Linked DNA regions of Homo sapiens: regions 1 and 2 are each linked to region 3. A link is a contact called in ENCODE Hi-C or POLR2A ChIA-PET data. All regions are on one chromosome and are shown on one strand. The core of a region is the stretch at or near the end of the contact, and the rest is flanking DNA. Distances in the headings are between cores, read along the strand shown. Region 1 holds the start of GRAMD1C (GRAM domain containing 1C). Region 2 holds the start of USF3 (upstream transcription factor family member 3). Region 3 holds the start of ZBTB20-AS5 (ZBTB20 antisense RNA 5).

Region 1 (2,880 bases), core at 104-2,603, 610 kb before region 3:
GCTTGCTTTTATATATTTTGGGCAGACCTAATACATCAATCAATACATGTAAGATTTACATTGTTTCAATCTGGAAGGGGAGACAGCTCCAAGGCGAGAAGGAGGAACTTTCAGGTCATTGGTACATAAAAAAATTTTCTGATTTGCAATTGGTTGAAAGCGTTATTATTGACTGGGAGCTGTGGCTTGCACGTGTAATCCCAGCACTTTGGGAGGCCGAAGGGGGCAGACTGCTTGAGTCCAGGAGTTCGAGACCAGTCTGGGCAACATGGCGAAACCCTGTCTCAAAAAACAAACAAACAAACAAACAAACAAACAAACAAAGTAGTTAAGCATGGTGGCACACGCCAGTAGTCCCAGCTACTCGAGAGGCTGAGGTGGGAGGATTGGTTGAGTCCGGGAGGTGGAGGTTGCAGTGAGCAGAGATTGCGCCACCGCACTCCAGCTGGTCTAATAGAGCCAGAACCTGTCTCAAAAGAAAAAGAGAAAAAAGAGTTATTATCAGTAGAAAGGAATGTCTGGGTTAGGATAAGGGGTTGTGGATACCAAGGTTTTATCATGCAGATGCAGCCTCCAAGTAGCAGGTGTCCGAGGCAATAGATGATAAATATTTCTTCTCAGACTTAAGGTCTGTGTTGATGTTAATGAGGCATGTCCAATCCCCTCTTTCATCATGGCCTGAACTAGATTTTCAGGTTAAATTTGGAACGCTCTTGGCCAAGAGGAGGGGTCCATTTAGATGGCTGGGGGTGGGCCTCGGCATTTTATTTTTGGTTTACAGAACCAAGAATCTGCAATACGTACAGCAGTTAATCAGTAACTTCAATCCTTTATTGGAAGGAACAAGAGTTTCCTGGCCGGGGGCGGTGGCTGACGCCTGTAATCCCAGCACTTTGGGAGGCCAAGGCCAGCGGATTGCCTGAGGTGGGGAGTTCGAGACCAGCCTGACCCACATGGTGAAACCTTGTCTCTACTAAAAATACAAAAATTATCCGGGCGTGGTGGCAGGCGCCTGTAACCACAGCTACTCGGGAGGCTGAGGCAGGAGAATCGCTTGAACTGGGAGGCGGAGGTTGCAGTTAGCCGAGACGGGGCCTTGGCACTCCATCCAGCCTGAGGAATGAGAGCGAAACTCCGTCTCAAAAAAAAAAAAAAAAAGTTTCCGAGCAATTCACCTTTTCGCACATTGGGGCAGGGTATGCCATTTCCTGGGAGGCACAGTAGTTTGAGGTTGGGAATAGGGAAGTCTCATTGTGACCCCTAGAAAGACAAGCCTTCAGGCTAACCCGGTAACACCCATCGTCAGGAATCCTTCACGGCCGCCAGAGGGCGCAAGGAGCTGCGGCTGGAAGTACTCGGAGGGCCGGCGGAGGAGGCGCGCGGAGCCTGTAACTCGCAGCGCGCGCTGGAGGTGGGCGCGGGGCGGTGCGGTGCGGTGCGCGCGGGGCGGTGCCGCGGCGGCGGAGGGAGCCGCGATGGAGGGCGCTCCGACTGTCCGTCAGGTAAGCCGCGGGCCTCGCTGGGGCAGGTTCCCATCTGTGGCTTTAGCCTACTTTTTCTCACGGTGATTGCTTGAACCTTCTCAGATTACAGTTAATCCCTCCCTTCCCTTTTCTTCGTGCTCTTTGGAGTAATACGGAAAGTTGTTACCGAGGAAACGGTTTCCTGTGCCTCTGCGAGCCCTTTCCCTACGGGCGGTGGTGGGGACATTTGCTTCCCTGTGGGCGTTGAGGGCTTGAATTTGGTCCCGAAATGTCCTGGTGCGGATGTCTCAGCCCCAGGCCCCCTTGGGTCAGGCCCCATGGTCGTGATTCTGACCCACTGTCAACGTTTTTTCCAGCCTTGCCCCCTTCCTTTCATTCTCAGCCCTGTTGTAAAGGTCCGGATAGTTTAAATCACTGTGCTGTCAGCCAAGTTTTTGATTTCAACTAGTCTAGTTTTATTTGTTTACTACCTTATTTGACAAAACGGAAAGCGTGCTTATTAATATTCAGGATGAAACCCCGCTTTTGTTGGACGGGCGCCTGCGTTTCTGAACACCATCCTCCTTCTACATTGGTTTGTGTGTATGTATTTTACTTTTAGAGAACTGCGGTCAGTGCTATATCTTCTGAAGAGCGTTATAGTTTACAGATTAGTGGAGGTACACAAATAATTGTTGAATGAACAGATGAATGAGTGTTATTTCACTTGATTTGAAAAACATTACTATGAAATAGTCAAGCTGGATATTCATGAACCCAATCAGTCACTGATTCAGTTATGTCCCTGGCACTGGGTGTTCGGGATTAGATGGTGATTAACACAGACATGATCCCTGCTCTCAATAAGCTTATTGTCTAGACTAGAGATAAAATTATTTCCTCTATTGTAGAGTTAAGGAACAGATGTACAGAGATTGACTTTGCTAAGGACCACACAGCTAATAAGTCAGAGAGACAGGAATCTACTGTAGCCACCCCAGAAAGCCAGAATGGACCCCCATCCCAAATTTGATTCAGGTGTAGAAACTGATGATGCCACACACACACCATGAGGTTGGAGTAGAAACTGATGATGCCACACACACACCCTGAGGTTGGAGTGCAGTGGCGCAATCTCGGCTCACTGCAAGCTCTGCCTCCCGGGTTCACGCCATTCTTCTGCCTCAGACTCCCCAGTAGCTGGAACTACAGGCGCCCGCCACCACGCCCGGCTAATTTTTTGTGTTTTTAGTAGAGACGGGGTTTCACCGTGTTAGCCAGGATGGTCTTGAACTCCTGACCTCATGATCCGCCCGCCTCGGCCTCCCAAAGTACTGGGATAACAGGCTTGAGCCACCACCGCGCCCGGCCCTGAAAAAGTCTTTTACTTACATAATTAAGGTCTCCAGGGAGAGCA
Region 2 (2,741 bases), core at 124-2,623, 760 kb before region 3:
AACAACACATGTATCCCAAACAGCAACTCTGTACTATGTTAAACAAGAGTTCTATGGGAGAGAAAAAAGTCATCAAGGTGAATGGAGAGTAGGACAGCCTGTTGATCCTTCAAAAGGCAGGTTTGTCTGTTTGGTTTTCTTTACAAAAGAGCAAACCTGGGAATATGTTTCAGGATCCATGTAACTCACCGTAAGATTTATTCAAGAAATCTGTACGTTGTTTATAGGTAAGGAAATGTCTTCTTTGCCTACACAGTTGGCCACGACTGTCTTGATCTGTGTGGTGTTAGGTTACTGTATCTACTTGATGGTAAAAATGTTACAAGAACGGAAGTTGAAATTCTGCACTTTGGTTTATGCAGTCTCATATTTCCAGATAAAGTTAATAAACGCAAAGGACCATATCCCAATGTAACGAGGAGGGTTGGGAGGACAAGCTTCAAGAACGAGTGGGGTGAATTCAACTATCAAAATTGTAAACATGAACAAGAGTCCAGGAATCTTATATTTCATCCGGATACATGAAAGTAGATTTCAAGAGTTGGTCATTCACTTGCACTGCTTCTACTCAGAAAGCAAAAGAACGGCTTCTAAAAAGAAAACACAAGCCTAACACTTCGACAGAGGGGTGAGAGGGAAAAAGCAAGCCACATGAGTCTGACGAACGGGTACGAAAGAAATTCAGAGGGCAAGGAAAGAAGGGGAATGAAGAAGACAGGAAAAGGTGAAGGAGGCGGGCAAAGGCCATCTGGTGTGAACCTGGCTGCCCAGCTCTTTATGCACCCAGGGCAGCGTGGGGCCCCTCTCGCCCCGCGCGCATCTAGGAGCTGGGGCGCAGTGCGAGCCCCCCACGGGCCTGGCAGCCGGGGACGCAGGGCGGGCGGGAGATGAGGGGTGCGCTCGCCGCGGGCGCTGACGCCCCACCAGGTGCCGCACGCAAGGGTCCCCAGGAAGGAGGCGCACTTAGCGCAGCCCTGGCCTCCCGGAGCAGGAAGGGGGTGGGTGGAGCTGAGCCCGGGGCCGCCCTCCGGAGCCGCCCCCGCAGCCCTGGCCCCCGCCCCCCGCCCCGGCTGTCAGCGGCCCCCTCCCGCAGTCACTTACCCGCCGGCTGCGCGGTCTCGGCCGCGGTGGCGGCGGCGACGGCGGCGACCCCCGCCTGGGTCATGATCCCAGGAGGGGAAGGCAGGAGTGTCTGACCGTCTGGGCGAATCTCTCCGTCCGCGGCCACCGCCTGCTCCTCCGGGGCTGGGGGAGCGCGGGCCCAGGCCCTCCTCTCCCCCCGCCCCCGCCGCCTCTTTTTGCGGCCACCGCAGCCGCTGCGAGCCCGAGCCCTCAAGGCCGGAGACCCGGCGGCAGCGCGGCCTCAACTTTCCCAGCCCCCCTCCCCCCGCCCCTCCCCGCCCCTCCCGCGGCCGCAGCTCAGCAAGCGAACAGCCTACCCTGGGCGCGCCGCGTTCCCGCCTCTTTCACTCAACCCGCCAATCAGGCTGCGGGAACGCTGCCGTGGTAGCCAATAAGAAGACAGAATGCCGTTGCACTACGCTAGAGGGCGGGAGGAGGCGGAGAGGAAACCAAGGAGTGAACGGGGATCGGGCGGCCCAATGAGGAGGGCCGGGGGGCGGAGGTGTGCAAGTTGGGTTGAAGAAACAGGAAATATTCTTAAAGGTAGAGTGACGGACAGGAAGGAAAGCCAGTAGGTGAATGGGAAAGAGGTGGGCCTGGTTCCTTAAAGGGGACGCCTTGAGAACCTAGAAAAGAAGGTGTTTTAAGAAACTTCTTTGTATCTTCTTCTGTGGTCTCTTTTCTTCGTCTTTCGGTAGGAGTTTGGAAGTGGAAAAATTGAAAAGGAAGAGGGCACGGAAGTCTTTCGGAATAGTTAGCCCCTCTTAACGTGGAGGGCAGGAAGGTGAGAAGATACGTCTTAGTAAATGTGGAGAAGAAAGAATCAGACGTTTCCGACTTCTCGATAACTGGAAGATTGTTGCTGACTTGACGCTGCTCGCATTCGTAGGCTGTGGTCTCTTGTCATCCTTTATTTGCAACAACACACAGATTTCTGTGAATTGGAGATGGCCATGTTCAGAAATGCCCTGGGGGCCTCCCAGCTGGGACAAGGGAGTTTGGCATTGGGGGATGGGGTTTGAGATCTCAAGCCTGGGTTACTAAATACCTGGATCTAGGAGAGGTAGGGCCAGGGGTCACGAAATGGAGACCTGAGTGCCCCTTAACTCCAGGATCTGTGTGGAGCCCTTGGAACCGTGATCACAACTCCCTCTTCCTAGTTTCGCTTCATATTTTATAACCTCCTGCTGAAACAGGTGTCCTCCACCTAGTTGCGGTTATAGATTTCCAAGCCCTTCCACAACCAGATTTGGAAATATCCCAGATCTTAGATGTCCGTGGGCTAACTTCCAGAAGGTGCACACAGGGCATGGCATAATGGGAATTACTTGAGCCTGTATACAGAAGCAGCAGACATCGCATTGAGCAAAAGGGTAAAGGCTAACAGTAACGGAGTCTTATGTTTGTACAGCAGATTGAAAAGCTATGATGAAACGGAAGGCCTGTAATGTTGCTTATAAACTGTGGTACTAATAAACAGGCTAGAAATTTTCTTTAACTCATCCATCTAGGCACACGAAGTTCTAATTAGCCTTTGAACAGACTTGGCACATCCAAATCAAAACTGCAGATAAGAAAGATTCTACGAGTCAGAGCCATAATAGCAATGCTAATAACAT
Region 3 (2,796 bases), core at 165-2,664:
GGAAAAAAGCAAAACCAAAACAACTCTTGTCTTCAATATAAAACTTTTTAAAGACTGAGTTTCTCTTATTTGGATGACATTCTTTTTAAAAGTATTTTTCTCCTTAAGCACTATTAAAAGCATTAAAAAATTCTACAAAAATACAGAAAAGTCTGAAAGCAATTCAAGAATATTCCTAAAGAAAACATGTAAGTGTAAGAAGTGAGTTACCCTGGAAAATTCTGGATTTGCCAAAAGTTCCCCTACTTCTAATATCTTTCAGTGAGTTCAAGTGCTAACACTGGCCACCTAGTACTTGTTTTTTATCTGAGGATCATTACTGAGGCAACACATACATAGTAAGGTTTCCCGAAAAGACTCCTTGTTATCAAGTTACTTCAAACATAAGGCACTCACACCTCCCAGCCAGGAGGGTTTTTTGATGAGCATCACACTCTGCCCTGATATGTATTACACCCTTAAGAAGCAGTTACATAAATGCATTCTATAATTATGGAAAATGTATATATCTATATTTTCCCCTACATTTTCCCTCCCCAGGGATATGAATAGATTTTATTTTCAGTTAATAGAAAAAAAAAGAAAAGAGTTTCTGATTCTTGAAACAACTGTTGTAGCTGTTTTCTACTTAGCAAAACAGTTATCTGTAGTTAGGAATGGTACATAATATATATTTAAGGATTTTTGTAGAGCTTGAGAATTGTTCCCCTTGTTTAGTTTCGTGTCTATAATGTACCTTAAAAAGATTTCTAAGTGACAATCAACATATAAATGCATTAAGAGGAGAACTTTAAGAAAGAAAACATTATCTTGGGTTTACAAATCCAGGATATTAGCATAAAGATATAAATGTACAGCATATATAAAAGATAAAATTGTTTACTACATTTTACACATACAGCTCACATCTGATTTCTTTTTGCTTTTGTTGGAGCATTAATTTGAAAATGATAAGCATTCTGAAATGTTTGCTACAACACAAATTCATGGTAAAAATATACATGCATAGGCAAAAATTGAAATGGAGAACACAAAGCTACGTGGCAATCAGAATCGTTGACAAAATCTCCATCTAGACTATATTTTGCATGAACTAGTGTATCATAGAAGGGGCAAGAAATCTCTCTGGGGGTTTTGTCATTTACATAATTAGAAACAAAAATAAAATACAAATATCTGCTCCCTTACTACCTTTTCTTAATAACTGACAAGTGACACAAGTGGTACCTTTTAAACAGATGGATGCAAAAACTTGTGAGATCGAATGAACTGATGTACCCCATTGGTATTTTGGGAACCCAAATTCCATAATTAACTTTTTACCCAAGTGGCAAAAGTAGAAGATGTTCTAGTCACCAAATTGATTATTTGATGGACTTTTGTTCTTTCTTCCACAAGATTTTGGCGACCCAGAAAGGGTAAAGACATGATAAGAGAAGATGCATCCTGAACAACTTTTATTGTGAGTAGAAAAAAAATAGCATAAAGTGAGCATAAGAACAGTTGGATTTGGAAAGATTAAAAGAGGAGAAAAGAGCAACATATGCAACTTAACTAGTCTTTTTCTTTTTAATTTTTTCATGTACATATATGTATATATTGGGATGATGGGGAGAAAAGATAACTGGATTTCTTTTGAATGTCTTTGTGTCTTTATAGAGTGAATGTTCTGTTCCTGTCTCTTTCTTTTTAGGCGAAAAACTAATAAAAATAGAAAAACATATATCAGACATTAAGCTCACTCCCCCCCCCCCCACCCTTCCCTTTGTAAAGAACTCTTTGTTCTCTAGTGAAAATGCTGAAAAATCCCCGGGCAGCTACTCCCTGAAACAAGTGCAAAACACTTAGAGGCTTTTGGGCTGGCTGGGAGCCAGAAACCCTCCCGCTGTCTGGTTAGAAGAGGAAAAAAAGAAGAGAGAGGGAGAGGGAGAGAGGGGAAGAGGGATGGGGGGCAGAGAGAGAGGAAGAGAGAGAGGAAGAGAGAGGAAAAGAGAAGGGAGAGAGAGAGAGAGAGAGAGAGAGAGAGAGAGAGAAATTGGAGCTTCCTTTAATAGACATAGGAAGCAGCGTTTTTTTCTTTCTTTTTTTTCAAAACTGGCGGTCAAGCGTTAAGTAACTCCCGTCTAAATCCACCTGCTAGAAATGAACTTGGGTAACCCCCCAGGGGTGCACAAAGACAGGGAAGACAGTAACATACTCCATACTCTTTCCCACCCCCCGTTGTACTGCTTCCATTCTTTCTGCTCTCATACACAAATGCCCACAGCTTCTCACGCCGCCCCTCTTACCCCCCAACAACAAACACAGCAAAATACATGCTCCCTCGGTCTCCTAAAAAAAAAAAAAGGCTTTTCCATCTCGGTTGCGACACAGTGATAAGGGGTAGCGAACATCTCATACCTGGTGTGAATGCTAATCAGTCAGGAGTTCTCCTTTTCCCAAGACAGGGAACTGTTTCCTTCCAAATTTATTAGAACCTCCTCCACTGCCTCTTTGAAAAACCTTCTTTGTCACCCTCTCCCAAGTCCCGATACTTCTTTAAAAAAAAAATGGCTTCGGAGCTCCTTCTATTCTTGATATTGATTCTCTCTCTCTCCCCCCACCCCTCCTCCTCTCTCCTGTCTGTGTCTCTTCTGAGTGGTCTATTGATAAGTCCCTGGAGGCACTGGGTCAGCCTGCCCGTAGGAAACCAGACACAATGCACAAATCTCCGAGTGCCATTCTGCCATCAGCAAGCAGACCACGTTTAGGAGAGAGAGAGAGGAAAAAAAAACAGTAGAGCAAGAGACAGAGAGA

The links. A loop is a pair of places that touch in the nucleus more often than their neighbours do. ChIA-PET counts read pairs that join two places held with the same protein, here RNA polymerase II (POLR2A). Pooled maps may share reads with other maps.
Region 1: a map of OCI-LY7 shows a loop between it and region 3 (3-fold over the local background). The contact joins the promoter of GRAMD1C here to the promoter of ZBTB20-AS5 in region 3. A Hi-C loop is called at or near these places in 1 of 168 maps with a recorded cell type or tissue (OCI-LY7), 11 of 37 single-sample maps with no recorded cell type and 5 of 50 pooled maps. POLR2A ChIA-PET finds 5 or more read pairs at or near these places in 2 of 52 experiments (B cell and activated T-cell).
Region 2: a loop to region 3 is called in a pooled map, with 5 times the contacts of the local background. The contact joins the promoter of USF3 here to the promoter of ZBTB20-AS5 in region 3. A Hi-C loop is called at or near these places in 3 of 37 single-sample maps with no recorded cell type and 4 of 50 pooled maps. POLR2A ChIA-PET finds 5 or more read pairs at or near these places in 2 of 52 experiments (activated B cell and endothelial cell of umbilical vein).

What each region holds. Positions count from the first base shown.
Region 1 is chr3:113,837,435-113,840,314 of GRCh38, forward strand. GRAMD1C (GRAM domain containing 1C) reads left to right here and starts at 1,354. Exons shown (of 18, transcript NM_017577.5): 1 at 1,354-1,502. The coding sequence starts at 1,476. RefSeq lists a silencer at 1,367-1,566.
Region 2 is chr3:113,695,269-113,698,009 of GRCh38, forward strand. It overlaps USF3 (upstream transcription factor family member 3), which reads right to left and starts at 1,374. Exons shown (of 7, transcript NM_001009899.4): 1 at 1,102-1,374. RefSeq lists silencers at 705-1,094, 1,115-1,584.
Region 3 is chr3:114,452,179-114,454,974 of GRCh38, forward strand. ZBTB20-AS5 (ZBTB20 antisense RNA 5) reads left to right here and starts at 1,415. Exons shown (of 3, transcript NR_121661.1): 1 at 1,415-1,462. All of the region lies in intron 7 of ZBTB20 (zinc finger and BTB domain containing 20), which reads right to left.